Linked DNA regions of Homo sapiens: region 2 is linked to region 1. A link is a loop called in an ENCODE intact Hi-C map of the cell type or tissue named here. Cell type or tissue: OCI-LY7. All regions are shown on one strand. Links, peaks and the distances in the headings refer to the core of each region. The heading gives the core; the rest is flanking DNA.

Region 1 (8,819 bases), core at 246-8,245:
GAGAATGGCGATGACTTCTACCAAGCATACAGCCTGCAAACATATTGTTAACAAGGCACATCCTGCACAGCCCTAAATCCATTAAACTTTGATTCATTACAGCGCATGTTTCTGTGAGCACAGAGTTGGGGCTAAAGTTATAGGCTAACAACATCTCAAAGCAGAAACAATTTTTCTTAGTACAGATCAAAATGGAGTTTCTTATGTCTTCCTTTTCTACACAGACACAGTAACAATCTGATCTTTCTTTTCCCCACATGGACTAATGCGATATCATAGATATGGTGTGTCTTCAGTTACAAGATGCTCTGTTTGAATTATATACATTTTAGAAAACTATGTACAGATGAATAATTTAAAATTAATTGTAAGTGGTATTTGTGGTCTTGATAGAGTTGGCCACGATGTCCAAATGTAATATTAAGCCTATGGGAAAGTCAGAGCCACTTTTTTTTTTTTTTTTTTTTGAGTCAGAGTCTTGCTCTGTCGCCCAGACTGGAGTGGAGTGGCATGATCTTGGCTCACAGCAACCGCCACCTCCTAGGTTCAAATGATTCTTGTGCCTCAGCAGCCAGAGTAGCTGGAATTACAGGCCTATGCCACCACTCCCAGCTAATTTTTTTGTATTTTTAGTAGAAATGGGGTTTCGCCATGTTGGCCAGGCTGGCCTCAAACTCCTGACCTCAAGTGATCCACCCACCTTGACCCCCAAGGTGCTAGGATTACAGGCGTGAGCCACCGTGCCCAGCTGAGATCCACTTTCATTCTCACCTCACAGTGGCTCCTGACTCCTTTTCCAATGCACCAAGACACACACCACGGAGGGATGTCTGCACAGACTTCTAATGTGGTTTGGGGTTGCAAACTGTAGTTGGGGCAATTTTTTGTAGAGAGGTCTGGTCCTGGACCCACCGTCAGAGACCTTAGAGAAAGGATCCCTTTGGGGGTCCCAGACAAAGATCTTCTTTCTTTATAACTTGTCATCCTAAGATTTAAAGGGTGGAAGGGGAACACAGAAATTGCATATTCACTACAACTCAAAAAAGAAGAGAATTAATTTTGCACCACTGACAAATAGGTCATCTTAGGCACTTCAAAACTCCTTAAATGGATCTAAAAATATTTGTCCTCTAATATTTTGGTGTCTCTTCAGCCAAAAACAAAAATTGCTTAAATTTGGTCCCATAAGAATTATAGTCATATTTCAGTTTGCAATGTGCCCTAATTCTAGGGCTTTCCTGGAATGAAGGATGCAGTTATCTTTGAGACCGGCTTTCATAGCCCACCCCCTTCCATGATGAGGAGGCAGGTGACAGGGAGGAACAGCCACCACGGGAGGGTGTGCGTTCTCCCAAGGGAGTTTTCTTCCTGCACACCTTCCTCATCTTCTTTAGACACTCAGGAAGTTGATGGGCTGAGCACTCCTGGCTTAAGCATTTGAAAAAGCAGCCGAGGAGTTTCCGCCTGTAAATAGTATCTGTAAAACCGTGAGCGGCTGGGAAGCCCACATCTCAGGCCACGGGGTCTGCGTCTCCCCTCTTGAGGCGACGCTGAACAAAAGTCCCCAGGGCCGCCAGGGGGATGCACATGGTGGAGGAGGCCACAAGCAGCCCGATGACAGCCAGTGCATAGGCCGGGTAATCTTTGGTCACGAGCTGGCCCTGAAAGGAGAGACTGAGTGTCAGCAGAGAGCACCTGCTGAGCACTGCCCCTGGGCCTCAGGGCCCATCCGTGATGGGGAGGTGATGTGACGTGGGCAGAGAGCATGTGGGGCCGGTGTCCTCACTCCTGGGGCCACGGGCTCTGCAATTCACTAGCAAATGTGCCAGGAGCCTAACTGCCCTCACCTTCTTTTTCTTCCATAAACTAGGAATAATAGTAACTACTTGAACCAGTGGGTGTAGAGCTATTGTTTGGAGCTACCCATAATGAATAACCATGGTAATAATCAAGCACCTTATGTCTAAGGCAACTTTCAGGGAACCTAAACTGTAGGCGACTACTCTTAGCCTGGAATGGGACTTTCCCGTGAAGGTAGCAACGTTCTCTGTCAGTGCTGTCTGCTGCGGTAGGCGCGGAGGAGAGCGCTGCTCAGGAGGCAGGAGCTGGCGCCTTTGCAGCGGGAGTTTTTCTCAGCTTCCGGGGGACAGGTGGATGGGGAAGCTCTGGAGGAGTGCCTTCCTCTCGCCCCACTGAAGCACATACCTAAAAGCTCAAAGCCCAGCTCCTCCGTGCTGGACTATTTCTAAAATACCTCAGTGATATTTCCATGTCGTGACAAATAACCTACCCACACCATGGAAATAGTCCCCTGGTTTCGGAAAATGAATGGCCCATGCTTTTCAGTGGCCATGGGGGCCCAGCGCCAGCCCTACGGAGACAGTAGATACCTGGGAGGCGTCCCAGGCTTGATACTTCAGGGTCCCCGTGAGGATGTAGTCGCTCAGGTAGAAGACAAAGAGGCTGACAATCAGCAGTGGGCTTACGCCAGCCCACATCACCTTCCAGTACCAGCTCACAGCTCGGCCGGTCATGGCCTTAAGGTCACTTTCAAATCTATTTGGAAAACAGGGAGAGAAAGTCTGGATTAACCAGGCTGCGGAGGTCAGGGCGTCCAGCTTGCCTGTCCCTATTCACAAAGGAACATTCTGTTCTAGGTGGTAAAGGATGTCTGAGCTTGGCCACTGGGCTCCTCTGTGACACCTTCTTGAGAGACGAGTGCTGCGGTGGGGAGGGGAGAAGGGCTGAGGCTGCCCAGAAGGGATGACGGAGCAAGCAACCCGCAGAGAGTGGACATCAGAAGACGCCTTCCTAATGCCAGCCTTCAGATGAAGGCTGCTGGCATAGCCCAGAGGGCAGCCTCCAGGAATGGTGGGCACAGGCAGCAGGGGATGGACATTTGTCAGGCTGGTCATCAATGACAGGGACTTCTTGGGCGGCTTTGCCCACCCCCCTACCCAGCCCGCCCCTGTCAATCAGTGACTCCCTTTCCCAGTAGAAACACCACGGAGCAGAATCACTTGGTCCATTGAAACCAGAGCAGGTTTTCTGGGACAGAGGAAGAGCCAACCTCGGACTGAAGGACCGTAGCCCTGGCCTGCTGGAGCTGGTCTAGAGTGGCCAGGGCAGTGAGTCCCAAAGGCGTTGCCCACAGCCACCATCACCACCTCCATCATGCCTGTAGCTCTCTTTTCCCTCTTCTTTACTTTTAAACCTACGGTTAGCAGCAGCACAACAGCAGCCAGTTTCTCATCGACTTGACAAACTAAGTACGTGTGTTTTTGAATACACGTACACAGTATAAAAAGTATCTTTGGCATTTTGGGAGATGTTGGCCCAACGAAACTCCCCATTTCACACAGGAGGAACCAAGGCCCAGGGCTGCGATGCCTTCTTCCTTAGGGCTTGGTAAAGACCAGGCCCAGAACCTGGGTTGGCCTCCTGCCTCCAGCCCAGAGCCTTTAAACCTGCTCCCTACAGCGGAAGAGGCAGCCTTGGCGGGAGGGGCTGGGGTGGTGTGGGTGTGACGTCACCAGCTGCAGCCACAGCCCCTCCCTCCCTGGGACCTGCTGCATGTCCTGGGTGTCCATGCGAGGCTGTGTGGCGACCACCACCTGCCCTTTGCTGCTGCTGACGTAGTTGGACTCTAGGCTGCAGGCCATGAAGGCTCATGTATGTGACACGAAAACCTGGGGCTTTCAAAATCAGACAGGTGAAAAAGTGTTGGGGGTCCTCTTGTCCCTTCACACCCCCATAACCCCCCCCCCTTTCCTGGATGGAGAAAGTTGGGAAGAGCTGGCTGCAGAAAAGCCCCAGGACACTGTTGCTGGGTGGTCACTAGATGGCGGTGTCACCTGAGCAAGCCGAAGCACTCCCCTCCTGCCACTTACATGGTCAGTCCACCTACGACATCTCCAAGGCACGTTTGTTTCTGCCTCTGTCTCCCTTCACCAGCCCCTTTTTGATGGACTTGTGCCCCTCACCCATCTAGTGACCTCCAGCGGGCCCTAGGTTCTGTTCCTCTCTCCCAACCTTCTCTTTTTATCCTGAAACACTCACCCTCTCAGTGACCAATCTCTTTCTCCCTCTAGACTGGCATTTCCTAGGTGACCAGGGATTTTCCCAATTTTAGTACTGAAAGTTCCACGTCCCAGAAAACCCCTCAATCCTGGGGAAACAGGGAGAGTTGGTCCCCTTAACACTAGTGTCCTCAAAATGTTAGTAGCTAAGGGTGGGAGTCGGGTGAGAGGAGGGTGAAAAGGCATTCCTTGACCAAGTAAGTCTGGAAATGCTGCAATTCTAACCCTCTCTTTGGGATCCACAACTGTCTTTAAGATTCTGAGAAGTCCTACGGGAAAGACATCAATTTGGCTTTGTTTAACTTATGTCCTGATGGATCATGGGAGATCCCTCAGCATGGCACGGGACCCTGGCCTTTCCGGGGACACAGCAGGGATTGCTGCTTCAGGGATGCCTGCCTCCCAGAGTGTTGTCAATGTCTCCCTCCCCACCCTGAACCAGCACAGAGGATCAAAAAGACTGGGGAAGAGGGCAGAAAACAACGTGGCACAGCCTCCTCGCCCAAACCGCACCCACTAGAGCAGCGCTGCCCAAACTGTGATGTGCCTCAGGCCCCCTGGACATAGTGTGAAGATACAGGATCTGATTCAGCAGGATGGGGTGGGCCCGAGCTTCTGCAGTCCCAACGAGCGCCTTGTTGCTGCTGCTCCCGCTCTAGGGACCACACTTGAGGTAGCAAAGCTCTCTAGGCCAGTGGTTCTCAAAGTGTGGGTGCCAGACTCATCTGGGAACCTGCTAGAAATGTGAATTCTTGGCCCTCCCCTGGCCTGCCTGATCAGAACCCTGGGGGTGAGTCTCACAGCTGTGTTTGACCAGCCCAAGGGACTCTGAGGCACACTCGAGTTTGAAGGTTGCTCTAGACCAGTGGCTCTTGCCCCAGCTGCACATTCCATCACCTGGGGAGAACTAAAACATTCCAGTCCCGTGCTGTGCACTGGGATTGAGAACCTCACTGACTAAATTTTGAATCTGCCAAATTTTCTAAGGTCTAAGTTATCAACTGGACTTTGGTCAGGGTTCTTGGAAAATACTGATGTTGGCCGATGATCAGAGCATCCAGTGCCTGGAGGCACAATTCCCTGCCCCAGTAAGCTGTGGGGGTCCAGCAGGGTCAACCCTAAAACAGCCTATGATACAAAGCAAAAGTACAGGGAATAGAGAAAAAGATATTCACTGAAGCAAACTGAGCATGGAATAGAGGCAGAGCATAAGCTGAGATCTGCGGGCAAAGAACAAACGTTGAGTCATGATGCGAAGCTTAAAGAAGAGGTGAAGATGTGCATCAAGAAACAGCTGTTTTCCTTGAGGGGCGTGGCCTCTGTGGCTGTGTTTTCCCTATGCAAATGAGGGTCCTGGGCCTCCTCACCTCCTCAGCCCGTACACGTAGCACACGGCAATCGTCTCCACCAGCACGATGAGCAGCAGGGACAGTGTGGCCGCGTAGTCGTTGAATATGTCAAACCAGTAGTTCCCAGCCTCCATCGTGAACACCATGCCAATGGCACAGTTGACAAGGCACACCAGACCTGGGGGCCACAAGACCAGCTGCTCACCTGCCCGAGACCCCCCCACTACTGCTTACCAGTTCTCTACAGGACAGTGGGGTCGTCGGCCCTCAGGGAATTTTGGCTGATTGCTTCATCCACATGGGTTGAAAGAGCTGTCATGGTTTGGACTCTCTGAAGGTGTGTGCCACGTGTGTGGGGCAGGGGGCACAATGGTGTCCCGAAGCGTGTTGGCAGGGGTCACTGATGTTGACTCACTGAGCTGCCCTGCAGGGGTGGCAGAGCTTAAAGCTCAATGAACAAGCAGACGTAGTGGGCACTGTCATTCCAGGATCCCGCCCAGGCTGTGGGTCTACAATTATAACCCCCGCTGTTTATCCCAACAACTCAGCCCTGGAGCTCATGAGAAATGAATCAGGGGAGGAGGCTTGAATATGGAGTGGCCCCATCAGGACTTCCTAGAGAGGACTTGCCTCCACCCAGAAGAGGGTGGGGCAGGGAAGAGACAAATGTCCACCCAGATCCTCCCTTGTGCCAGGCACTTGCAATGCGTTGGACCCTTAGGCCTCTGAGGCAGGTGTCCGGAGCCCCCTTTCACAGATGGGAAGGCAAGGCTCAGAGATGTCTAAGGCTCCCCCGACATCCCATAGCACATCCATGGCAGAGTGAGGATTCAGACCCAGGCCCTTTAGCCTCCAGAACCTGGGCCTTCATCCCAGGCCCCTCCAGCTGCCTTCCCTGGGGACCCCATGCATGTCTGAGTCTAGAGCCCACACCTGCCCTTTCCACTAGCACACCGTACACTGCCAGCTACCGAGCCCTCCTGCTATCCCGACGGGGACACACAAGGAGAAAGGGGCCATGCGCTGGCTGAAGGCTATGGGCACACCTAGTGTTGGCTACAAAGACCAGGCCTGAGGAGGGGGTCTAAGTGCTGCAGCACTCTGAAGAGGTGGGGGCAACTCCAACTGGAGTGGTCGGGGCTTGAAGGAGATGGCCTGGGAGCTGGGTTTGATTCATCCTGCATGTCAAGGAATGGTGTTTTCAGAGACGGAGTAGTGTAGGCCACAGGGTCCTTGAGGCACTGCCTGATTGGAGTGGAGCAGATGGGCCAGGGAGTGAAACCATGAGAGATGTAATTGGAAAAGCCAGCTCATTTCCTAAGATCTGAAATGTCCATCAACAGCAGAATGGATAAAGAAACTGTGGTATGTCACCTTACAATGGATTATTGTATAGGCACAAAAAGGGGCAGACGATCGCTGCTCGAAACAACATGAGTGGATCTCACAGGTAGATTCTGAGTGAAGACAATAGACGTAGAGTGTGTACAATAGGACTTCGTTCATATGAAATTCAGGAACAGGAAGGCCAGGCGCAATGACTCATGCCTGTAATCCCAGTATTTTGGGAGGCCAAGGCAGGCAGATCACTTGAGGTCAGGAGTTTGAGACCAGCCTGGCCAACACGGGGAAACCCCATCTTTACTAAAATACAAAAATTAGCCAGGCATCATGGTGTGCACCTATAATCCCAGCTACTCAGGAGGATGAGGCACGAGAATAGCTTGAGCCTGGGAGGTGGAGGTTGCAGTGAGCCAAGATCGCACCATTGCACTCCAGCCTGGGTGACAGAGTGAGACTGTTTCTTTAAAAACAAAAAAAAAAAAAAAAGGAAAAAAACCCCTAAAATGTAGAAGTCAGAAATAGAGGTGAACTCCAGGGGTGCATACTGCCTGGGAAGGGGTGTGAAGGAACTGTCTAGGGTGTGGAAAATGTTCTGTATCTTGACCTAGGTGGTGGTTCCTTGGGTGGATACATATGTAAAATCCACTGAGTTTGTACTTAAGAAATGTACACTTTATAATGGTCATACTTCAGGCCAGGTGTGGTGGCTCACACCTGTAATCCCAGCACTTTCGGAGGCTGAGATGGGCGAATCACCTGGGGTCAGGAGTTCGAGACCAGCCTGGCCAACATGGTGAAACCCCTTCTCTACTAAAAATACAAAAATTAGCCAGGTGTCATGGCGTGCACCTGTAATCCCAGCTACTCGGGAGGGTGAGGCAGGAGAATCACTTGAACCTGGGAGATGGAGGTTGCAGTGAGCCAAGATCACGCCACTGAACTCCAGCCTGGGCAACAGAGCGAGACTCCGTCTGAAATATATATAATATACTTCAATGAAAATGAACAGAAACAAAATCGAGTTCTCTCCTAGCCTGGAGAACTTTGAATGTCAGGTTGGGGAGTTGGGTTGGGGTGGCCACTTCACTTCCCTGTGATGTGGAGAATGGAACGCACAGGGTGAATCACATGGCCCAGGTCCCAGGTTGTGAGAAGACATGGCAGGACCGTGGTGAGGTGGCTGCAACCCCCTGTAGCCACCTGAACCAGCCCATGACCCCTGAGGGAGCTCTCCCCTGTTCACCCCCACGCCTTGGCCCTCCTGACCCCTGCCTCCTCCACTGGCTGGCCCCGCTGACCTGAGATGGCCTCCTTGGGCAGGTGGCTGGAGATGATCTTGCTGTCTGTCAGAGGGGTGAGGATGGCCGCTGTGTTCCCCAGCATGCTCCCAATGCCCAGCATCAGCAGCATGAAGAAGTAGAGCACCGACCACAGCTGGGACACCTCCATGTTTTTAATGGCCTCTGTGTAGACGATGAATGCCAGGCCAGTGCCCTGGACGGCCTGCCCAGGGTGAGAAGACACCAGTTACATGCAAGAGGGACTTATAGTCTTATTCACGCACTCAGTACTAAGCAACATGGGGGACCTTGGAAGTGGCCATGAGAAGCCACATTGTGAGGTTGGAGCTTCCATCTGCAGATCAACCCCTTACACTCAGCTGGGCTGAAACGAAATGGGAGCTGCCAGGAGCTCATATATGCAAAGCACGTGAGAACTTGTAGCCAGCCTGCAACACTGAGTTCCCCTCTCCTGCCCCAACTTACGTACATTCTGGATGAAAGATAATAAAACAATGGATAATTTCTGCTTCTAATGTGATGACCGACTAGGTGTCCTGAAACCTCCGTGGCTGGGACCTGAGGAGGGAGGGCGGGGCCAGGGCAGCAGGAAGCAGAATTGTAGGGAGACAGCTTGGTCAGCAGGCAACCAGGAGGGGCAGGTGCTCAGCGGTCACGTCCCTGTGCTGGTAACTCTGTTGCGGAAATGTTAAACTATGGAAATTGAGGCTGGAACTCCTGCTTAAAGACAAATCCCCTAAGGGGCT
Region 2 (8,819 bases), core at 596-8,595, 620 kb after region 1:
CAGAGAATTGCTGATTCTTGAGTTTAGTGATCTGAACAGAAATACCAAAATTATTTCAGAAATGTACAACTTTTTACCTAGTACAAGGCAACATATAGGTTGTAAATGTGTTTAAAACAGGTCTTTGTCTTGCTATGGGGAGAAAAGACATGAATATGATTAGTAAAGAAATGACACTTTTCATGTGTGATTTCCCCTCCAAGGTATGGTTAATAAGTTTCACTGACTTAGAACCAGGCGAGAGACTTGTGGCCTGGGAGAGCTGGGGAAGCTTCTTAAATGAGAAGGAATTTGAGTTGGATCATCTATTGCTGGCAAAGACAGAAGCCTCACTGCAAGCACTGCATGGGCAAGCTTGGCTGTAGAAGGAGACAGAGCTGGTTGGGAAGACATGGGGAGGAAGGACAAGGCTAGATCATGAAGAACCTTGACGGCATTGCTCCGTCTAAGTCATGAGCTGAGCAGGGAGATCCTGGTTGGTGTTGCAGAAGGTTTACTCTGTGGCCAAAGGAGGGTCAGGAAGGATGAGCATTTAGGGCAAGGAGACCACCAACAGCCCTCAGGTCAGGGTGAGGATGGCCTCTGCTAAGCTCAAGGCGTGAGGATGGGAAGGAGGGAGGTATTCGTAAGGATGGGAAGGAGGGAGGTATTCGTGCAGCATATGAGGATGCAGAGTCAGCAGAACTGGGGTGGATTTGGGTTGGAAGTGAGGGTCAGAGAGGAGTCAGAGAGAATCCCTAGTCTTCAAGCAGATTGGAGAAACCCTTGAAAAGACATCAAGCACAGAAGGAGGAGGAGGAGGTTTAGGTCAAGAAGAAGATGGATTGGTGTAAAAGGATGGGTCTGGTTTGCAGAGCTTGAACACAGTCTCACCCAGACTCCAGGCTGTCTTTCACTGAATGCTTCTGACTTCATAGATTTCCTTCCCATCCCAGCTGAAATACTGAGGGGTCTCCAGGAGGAGACTAGATTTATGAATACACGAGGTATGAGGTCTAGGAACATACTTCAGCTCACACATGAGATCTAGGTGAGGATTGATTACCTAGTAGTCATTTCATGGGTTGTTGGGAGGATTCTATGAGGCAACCACAGGCAGCATTTAGCACATACTACACATTCAATAAGCATCAAACTCTTAGTTACTCATTCAGGGATAGCACTGAGCAAAGCATTGAGCAAAGGGGTCCCATAGAGGTGAGGGAAGCCTGAAAAACTAAGATGCTGCCTGCCCAGTGCACACAAGTGTAGGTATCATTTTCTGCATTTAACCGTCAATAGGCAAAGGGGGGAAGGGACATATTCATTTGGAAATAAGCTGCCTTGAGCCTTAAAACCCACAAAAGTACAATTTACCAGCCTCCGTATTTCAGACTGAATGGGGGTGGGGGGGGCGCCTTAGGTACTTATTCCAGATGCCTTCTCCAGACAAACCAGAAGCAACAGAAAAAATCGTCTCTCCCTCCCTTTGAAATGAATATACCCCTTAGTGTTTGGGTATATTCATTTCAAAGGGAGAGAGAGAGGTTTTTTTCTGTTCTGTCTCATATGATTGTGCACATACTTGAGACTGTTTTGAATTTGGGGGATGGCTAAAACCATCATAGTACAGGTAAGGTGAGGGAATAGTAAGTGGTGAGAACTACTCAGGGAATGAAGGTGTCAGAATAATAAGAGGTGCTACTGACTTTCTCAGCCTCTGAATATGAACGGTGAGCATTGTGGCTGTCAGCAGGAAGCAACGAAGGGAAATGTCTTTCCTTTTGCTCTTAAGTTGTGGAGAGTGCAACAGTAGCATAGGACCCTACCCTCTGGGCCAAGTCAAAGACATTCTGACATCTTAGTATTTGCATATTCTTATGTATGTGAAAGTTACAAATTGCTTGAAAGAAAATATGCATCTAATAAAAAACACCTTCTAAAATAATTCATTATATTCTTGCTCTTTCAGTCAAGTGTACATTTAGAGAATAGCACATAAAACTGCCAGAGCATTTTATAAGCAGCTGTTTTCTTCCTTAGTGTGTGTGCATGTGTGTGTGATGTATACAAAGAGAGAGATAATTGTATTTTTGTATTTTCTTTTAAATAATTTTTAAAATTGACCCTTTTCCTGAGACAAATTGCCAGAATAGTTTGTATTTAGAGATGGTACCTCTAAGAGTAAGGTTGCTGGTTGCTGAGCAATTGACTTGAAAACTTTTAAAATTCAAATTTTAATTCCACTACTCAAAAGAATTGCCATGTTTTAAAAAAGAGAATTGGTGCCATAAGTTAGTTGTCTATGTTTGAAAATGAAGAAGATATGCAACGTCATGGCCTGGTCACTTACCCGCAGCCCTGAGTTGTAGGCACATCATATGTGAGAATGAGGATGCTTTTCTTTCATTTAAAATCCCTCCCCAAAACTTGGCTCTAATTGCAGTCATGACAATCATGTACATTTGGATTTATGTGCACGAGTCTCTTACCCTGAGAGAGGACAGGTGCTACAGGTGGAGGGGACCCGTCTGGGTCACGTTCACATTTTGAACATGCTGGTTTTCAGTCACTGCACACTCATCTCCCAGCACAGGTCATGGGCAGCAGATGCAAAAGCTGCCCGTGGTCCTATTTGGAGGTGCATGAAATGAGCAGAAGACAGAACAGCTTGATCTGACTAGAAGGGCAGCTTGTCCCTACCAAGACTTGAAGGATTGCCTTTCATCTGTTAGGGTAAAAGGTAGAATGAACCAAGGAAGGGCAGGAGGGGGCTGGGGTTAGGGTAGAAGGAAGGGGCCATGGAGAAGGGAGATCCATCCCATAGGAGGAAGGCAGTGCGGCAGGGAGGTTTGAAGGTATCAGCTTTTGTGGCTGACATACATGCAGTCATGTCAATTGCTCGTTTTTCCTTTTCCATCTTATTAAATGTCTTCCAACGTTAGCACGAAGAAAAGCTATTTGCAGTGTTGCCAGCCTTTCCAGAGCCCGTCCCCATTACCTCCCCAGGCCCATGCCTTTACTCCTTGGAGTTTCAACTCACGACCTTCAGGATCTGACTTTATTCACCAACTCTGGGGTGAACGTACCTTCTGTCTCCACCCAGAGGTCTCTATCAAAGAGGAGATTGCATGCCATGGATAAAGTCAAAGTAGAGGTGACTGTCCTTAGGAAGAGTAATGTGAAAATTCATAAACTGGGATTCTGTTTACATTTTGTACTCCAGGGGTTCTTAGTTTAAATCGCTCTGAATAAATTAAGATGCAATGGCATTTCAACTGTTATGATTAAATTTACAAATCATTTATTTTCTATCACGGGGAGAGATAGAGCTCCAAATGCAAACATAACTGCTCAAGTGTTAACACTTATAATGAAAACATAAGAATTACCACCAACTACCCTGGGGGCTAGAAGCAGAAATGTGAACCAGAAAACAAATCATGAACTTTCCTTTTTTTTTTTGAGATGGAGTCTCGCTCTGTTGCCCAGGCTGGAGTGCAATGGTGCGATCTCGGCTCACTGCAACCACTGCCTCCCGGGTTCAAGCAATTCTCCTGCCTCAGCCTCCTGAGTAGCTGGGACTACAGGCATGCACCACCACGCCTGGGTAATTTTTTGTATTTTTAGTAGAGACAGGGTTTCACCGTATTAGCCAGGATGCTCTCGATCTCCTGACCTCGTGATCTGCCCGCCTCGGCCTCCCACCGAAGTGCTGGGATTACAGGCATGAGCCACTGTGCCCGGCCAACAAATCATGAACTTTCTAACTGCAGTTCCTTGTAGCTTGTTAACACATCCACTTACTTATTGTCAGAGTACGTGGAGATTTTCCACAACCCTCGGGGATAAGGCTGAACAGAAGAGGCAAAAACGTGAAAACATTTCGATAGCTCCTATACTTTGAAATAAAATTCACTGTAAAAGTTGCTTGTATTTTTCCAAAACAGAGTCAACCCTTAATATTTAAGATTCTGTATACAAATACATATTTTTATATAATTAATATATATTGTCATATGACATATATCTTTATATTAATATGCATGCATATAATATATATTTCCTTCCTAATTTTCTATAAGCAATTTTACAAGACTGACTTCTATTTGCCTCCTTATTGTTACTACGTGGTTTGATAATCCGTTTTGTGTCATTGTGATTCTGTCATGTTTTGGGGACTTATTTTTGTTTCTCTGGGTGGTCACTAGTTTTTTTAAAGCATTCATGGAAGAGTGTGAATCTTTTACAAGCTAGGAAGCCATGGCAAGCCTTGGGTCATACTGCCCCCGCGAGGCCACATTGGCAAACCAGCAAGGGTGTTCAACTTCCAGACTTGGCCATGGAGAAGACACACGAGGAGGCTTTTCACATTCAGCTCTTTAATGTTTGTCTCTGCCGGCACCATCCCAGTTGTGAAAAAGAGGTATTTCCACAGCGGCTCAGGGTAGGTAGTGCACAGCTCACATTCATCATTTCTGAAAACCGAGAGGAGTCTCCATTCGGGGTACAGGTTGATGCCTGTCGTGGAATGAAGGTTCCAACACCCAGACCAATCTCTGCAGTGTGCTGCTCTCATGAGCTTGCAACAAGATCAGAAAATGTTTTGTGACTAAGCATTTTTCATATTGCATAAAATGCTTCAAGCTCCTCCCTTGTTTCTCTCTATAATCCTGTATATCTGATGATTGTGGGTACCAAGTGTTTGAAATAATCAAATGTGATTTGATGTTGGTAAATTTCTTTTTTTTTTTTTTTTTACTTCTATTTTTTTTATTATACTTTAAGTTTTAGGGTACATGTGCACATTGTGCAGGTTAGTTACATATGTATACATGTGCCATGCTGGTGCGCTGCACCCACTAACTCGTCATCTAGCATTAGGTATATCTCCCAATGCTATCCCTCCCCCCTCCCCCCACCCCACCACAGTCCCCAAAGTGTGATATTCCCCTTCCTATGTCCATGTGATCTCATTGTTCAATTCCCACCTATGAGTGAGAATATGCGGTGTTTGGTTTTTTGTTCTTGCGATAGTTTACTGAGAATGATGGTTTCCAATTTCATCCATGTCCCTACAAAGGACATGAACATAGCAAAGACTTGGAACCAACCCAAATGTCCAACAATGATAGACTGGATTAAGAAAATGTGGCACATATACACCATGGTAAATTTCTTTATCATTCGCACTCTCCTTTCTCTATTATTGTTATTGTAACTGAACCGCAGATTAGTCACTCATTGCTTGCAGAATCCAATTAACAAGAGCGAGGTCAGATATAAAGAAAATGATTTATTCCAAACCTCCTTCAGGGAAGAGGTGCAGCCTCCTGCCTCTAAATGCACTGCTTCGCCAGGCGTGGTGGCTCACACCTGTAATCCCAGCACTTTGGGAGACCGAGGAGGGCAGATCACTTAAGGTCAGGAGTTCAAGACCGGCCTGGCCAATATAGTGAAACCCCTGCCTCTACTAAAAATACAAAAAATTAGCCAGACGTGGTGGCGGGTGCTTGTAATCCCAGCTACTCGGGAGGCTGAGGCAGGAGAATCGCTTGAACCTGGGAGGTGGAAGTTGCAGTGAGCTGACATCTAGCCACTGCACTCCAGCCTGGGTGACAGAGTGAGACTCTGTCTCAAAATAAATAAATAAATAAATAAATAAATAAATAAATAAATAGTAAATGCACTGCTTTGCTTTTGGAGCAGAAAGCAGGCACTTTGAAAAGGCAGGGGAGGAAGTGAGCAAGGGCAGGGGGTCTGCACACTGGCATGGTGCCTGATCTATCCAGGCAGTTGAATTGGCACTTTCATAGGCAGAAATAAGTTGAAAAAGTGGCCTAAAACTCTCTAGGTGGGAGTGGATAGTGGGCATGCCTTCAACCTGCCTTTCTGGAGGGTGAGTTCCATGGCAACCCCCTGAAGGGTGAGAGTTCCATGGAGATCATGCTTTGGTCTGTAAATCAGCTGTTAACTCTCTAGAAAGTTCTGTCTTGGAGCATATAGTTAGATGAACTTGCCCTGTAAAGAATGTCTGGTGAAGGGGAAGTAAAAGGTGAGATTTGCATTTCTAAAGGGCTAAGTAGAAAGTGGGGTACAAGAGGAAAGGAGAAAAGAGAAAATAATTTAAAAAATAATTGTAACTTATTCCCTTTTACTTAGAAAAAAGGGAATACTCAGTTACATTATCACCTCGTTTACATCAAACCCTCTTATGGAATCCTATGGTTTGAAAACAAAAAGGTTGTTGAGGACCAGTGAGCCCAACCCCTTTGCTTTATAAATGAAGAGCATTGCCTGCCCTAAGCCCCAGAGACTCTGATGTCGTGGGTCTGGAGTGGGCTCCAACAGCGGCATGTTTTGATGGTGCTTCCCAGTGGCACGCCAGCGATGAGCCTTTGAGTAGGGAAAGTAGGAGCACTCGTGACTCCCTTCACGATCAGCACCTGTGTGCTAATAAATTCACAAAAGCCAACATATTGGAGTCACTCAGGGAGTTTTACAAATAGTGAGGTTAAATCCAACCTCAAATAGTTCTGATTCGATCTGCCTGCATTGCTGCCCTGTGGTTCCCCACTGTAGAAGCTCCCCAGGTGATTCTAAGTGTAGCCAAGTCTGAGAAATACTGCCTAAAGCCTGTTGGACTGACAGCAAGGGCTGTTGTCTGAGCAAGACTTTGCCTGGCCTGGGGTGGCATGTGCACCAGGAAGAGTCTCAACTTTCATAACAGAACATTCCCCAAGCTGGTTTTTTTAAAGCATGTGAATCTAGACTTCATTGGCAATACCAAAGATCTGTATTTGAGGCTCCAAGTATTTCACTTTCATTTTTGGTTTTGGGTTATGTTTTCACCCTTCCTTTCCAAGTGAAAAGTAAACAGAAGTGGGATGTCTGGCGCCCATGCTGAGCTTGGCAACTTCAAATTCAATAGAGAAGAAGTCTCTTGTATAGAAAAGGGCCTGTCTGAGATGTTTCTCAAATAAATATAGATTTTGCTTATGTGGCTAAAGGATTCTTCTCCCCCCATTTCCTTATCCCTGCAGTGAGCCATCCTTCTTAACTCTTTCCATGAAAGCATTATTCCTGAAGAACTGGGAACTCATGCCAGCCCTGATCAGGCAATGATAATTCTGCAGAGAATTAGAATTTAGATTTAAATTGTCAACTCTTATACATCCTGGCATATGGTTTAAACACATGTACACACACACAAACACCTCCTACTATTTACTGAAGAGCAGATATCTGATAACTTAATCTTTTTGGTTTTGAGTCAAGACAATTCCTCCTTTTGAAACTGCATACCGCTGAATATAATAAAATGTAATTAAGATTAAAAATAAGAAACTAATGGGAGAATTTCAATATTGTCTATGTTCACTTTAAAATTCCTCTACTTAGGTTTACTGCCATTACCAAAGACTATTCAAAAATCCTTTTTAGGAGAATCCTAATGGTTTCCTGACATATAATCAAATAAGGACTCTGTTGATTGGCTAACTCAATCTTCCTGTGCCAAAAAGCAGAGCCCAGCAGAGAAGAGGGCAGGGACTTGAAAGTCAGACTGACTCGAGTTCCAGCCTTGGGGCTGTGGGAGCTTGGGCAAGTGACTTAACGTCTCTGGCTCTCAGGATCTAAAAGGATTTCCAGTAGTAATTTGGGGTGTTACTGATACAGGAGCTAAAAAGAAATTATTTAGGTGGTTAGTGAGGGTCAGAGAGTCCTCGGTAAGATTTGCCTTTTAACAAAAAGCAGCCCCAAAATCATTTGTTTGCTAACAAAGAGAAGCCTGTAAAATTGAGCTGCAGACATAGATAAGCAAGCTGGAAGCTTGCACGGGTGAATGCCGGCAGCTGTGCCAATAGGAAAAGGCTATCTGGGGGCCAGGCATGTTCAACATGGATTCTCCATCTTCCCTTTTCTTTGTCAACCAAGTGTACAGTAAAGGAACAGGCAACATGGCACGGGCCAGGTAGAGAACCCTTCTGCATAATAAAAGATTAGGGTGAGATGGCCAGCTTCTTCCCGTGCTATGTAAATGGCATACCTGGTCCAACCAGTCTTTTGGGCCCTGTGTAAATCAGACACCGCCTCCTCAAGTTAGTCTATAAAACCCCATGCATTTTACCGTGAAACTGGGAGATCCACTCGGAACCCCCTCCTGCACGAGAGACCTTTTCTCTTTTGCCTATTACACTTCCGCTCTTAAACTCACTGCTCATGTGTTAGCATCCTTGATTTCCTTGGCATGAGGCAACGAACCTTGTGTATTACCCCATACAAATGATGCTGCTTCATTACTAATAGCAACCTGACAGGGTTGTGTTGGGGTATAAATTATCTAGACCAGGGAGATCCAATATAATTTTTTTGTAATGACGGGAATGCTTTGTATCTGCATCATCCAAAATGGTAGCCACCAGGCCAGGGTGAAATGTGGCCAGTGTGACTGAGGAACTGAATGTTTTCCATGATTTAATTTAAATGTGGCCAATGGCTACTGTAGGAGACAGTGTGAGTCTGGCATATTATAAATAATAAATATTAATATAATTTGAACTTTGGCATCAGTGTTTCCTAGATTTGAATTACTATGCAAGTTGCTTACTGTTTCCAAGCCTCAGCTTTCTAATCTGTAATTGGGGCTAATAATAGTATCTGCCTTACAGGTTTGTTCAGAGGATAAATGAGAAATTGCATGTTGAGGGCTTAACACAGTGCCTGGCACATAAAAGCTCTGGTAACAGTTAGCCACTTTAATAATTTGCTAATAATGGCTATTTCTTCTTCAGATTAGGATGTGCTCCCCCAAACAGTGCACTTAGACATAGCGGGCAATC

The links. A loop is a pair of places that touch in the nucleus more often than their neighbours do. Peaks named below come from ENCODE experiments on the same cell type or tissue, not always from the same donor. Only the 100,000 strongest peaks of a DNase experiment are listed, where the experiment ranks them.
Region 2: it touches region 1 in a loop (2.9-fold over the local background); 12 of 110 quality-filtered maps call a loop at or near these places.

What each region holds. Positions count from the first base shown.
Region 1 is chr3:45,757,467-45,766,285 of GRCh38, forward strand. It overlaps SLC6A20 (solute carrier family 6 member 20), which reads right to left. Exons shown (of 11, transcript NM_020208.4): 8 at 8,071-8,275; 9 at 5,447-5,606; 10 at 2,391-2,556; 11 at 1-1,661. The coding sequence ends at 1,512. Among named protein-coding and RNA genes, the nearest start is that of SLC6A20, 35 kb to the right of the region's middle. In OCI-LY7, for the core only: a CTCF peak has its summit at 3,821 (motif pointing right); a DNase peak (open chromatin) is centred at 3,865.
Region 2 is chr3:46,374,280-46,383,098 of GRCh38, forward strand. It overlaps CCR5 (C-C motif chemokine receptor 5), which reads left to right. Exons shown (of 2, transcript NM_001394783.1): 2 at 1-1,927. The region is part of intron 2 of CCR5AS (CCR5 antisense RNA); the gene reads right to left. Among named protein-coding and RNA genes, the nearest start is that of CCR5, 7.7 kb to the left of the region's middle. RefSeq lists a silencer at 4,227-4,336 and an enhancer at 5,948-6,449. In OCI-LY7, for the core only: CTCF peaks have their summits at 4,289 (motif pointing left) and 4,508; a DNase peak (open chromatin) is centred at 4,282.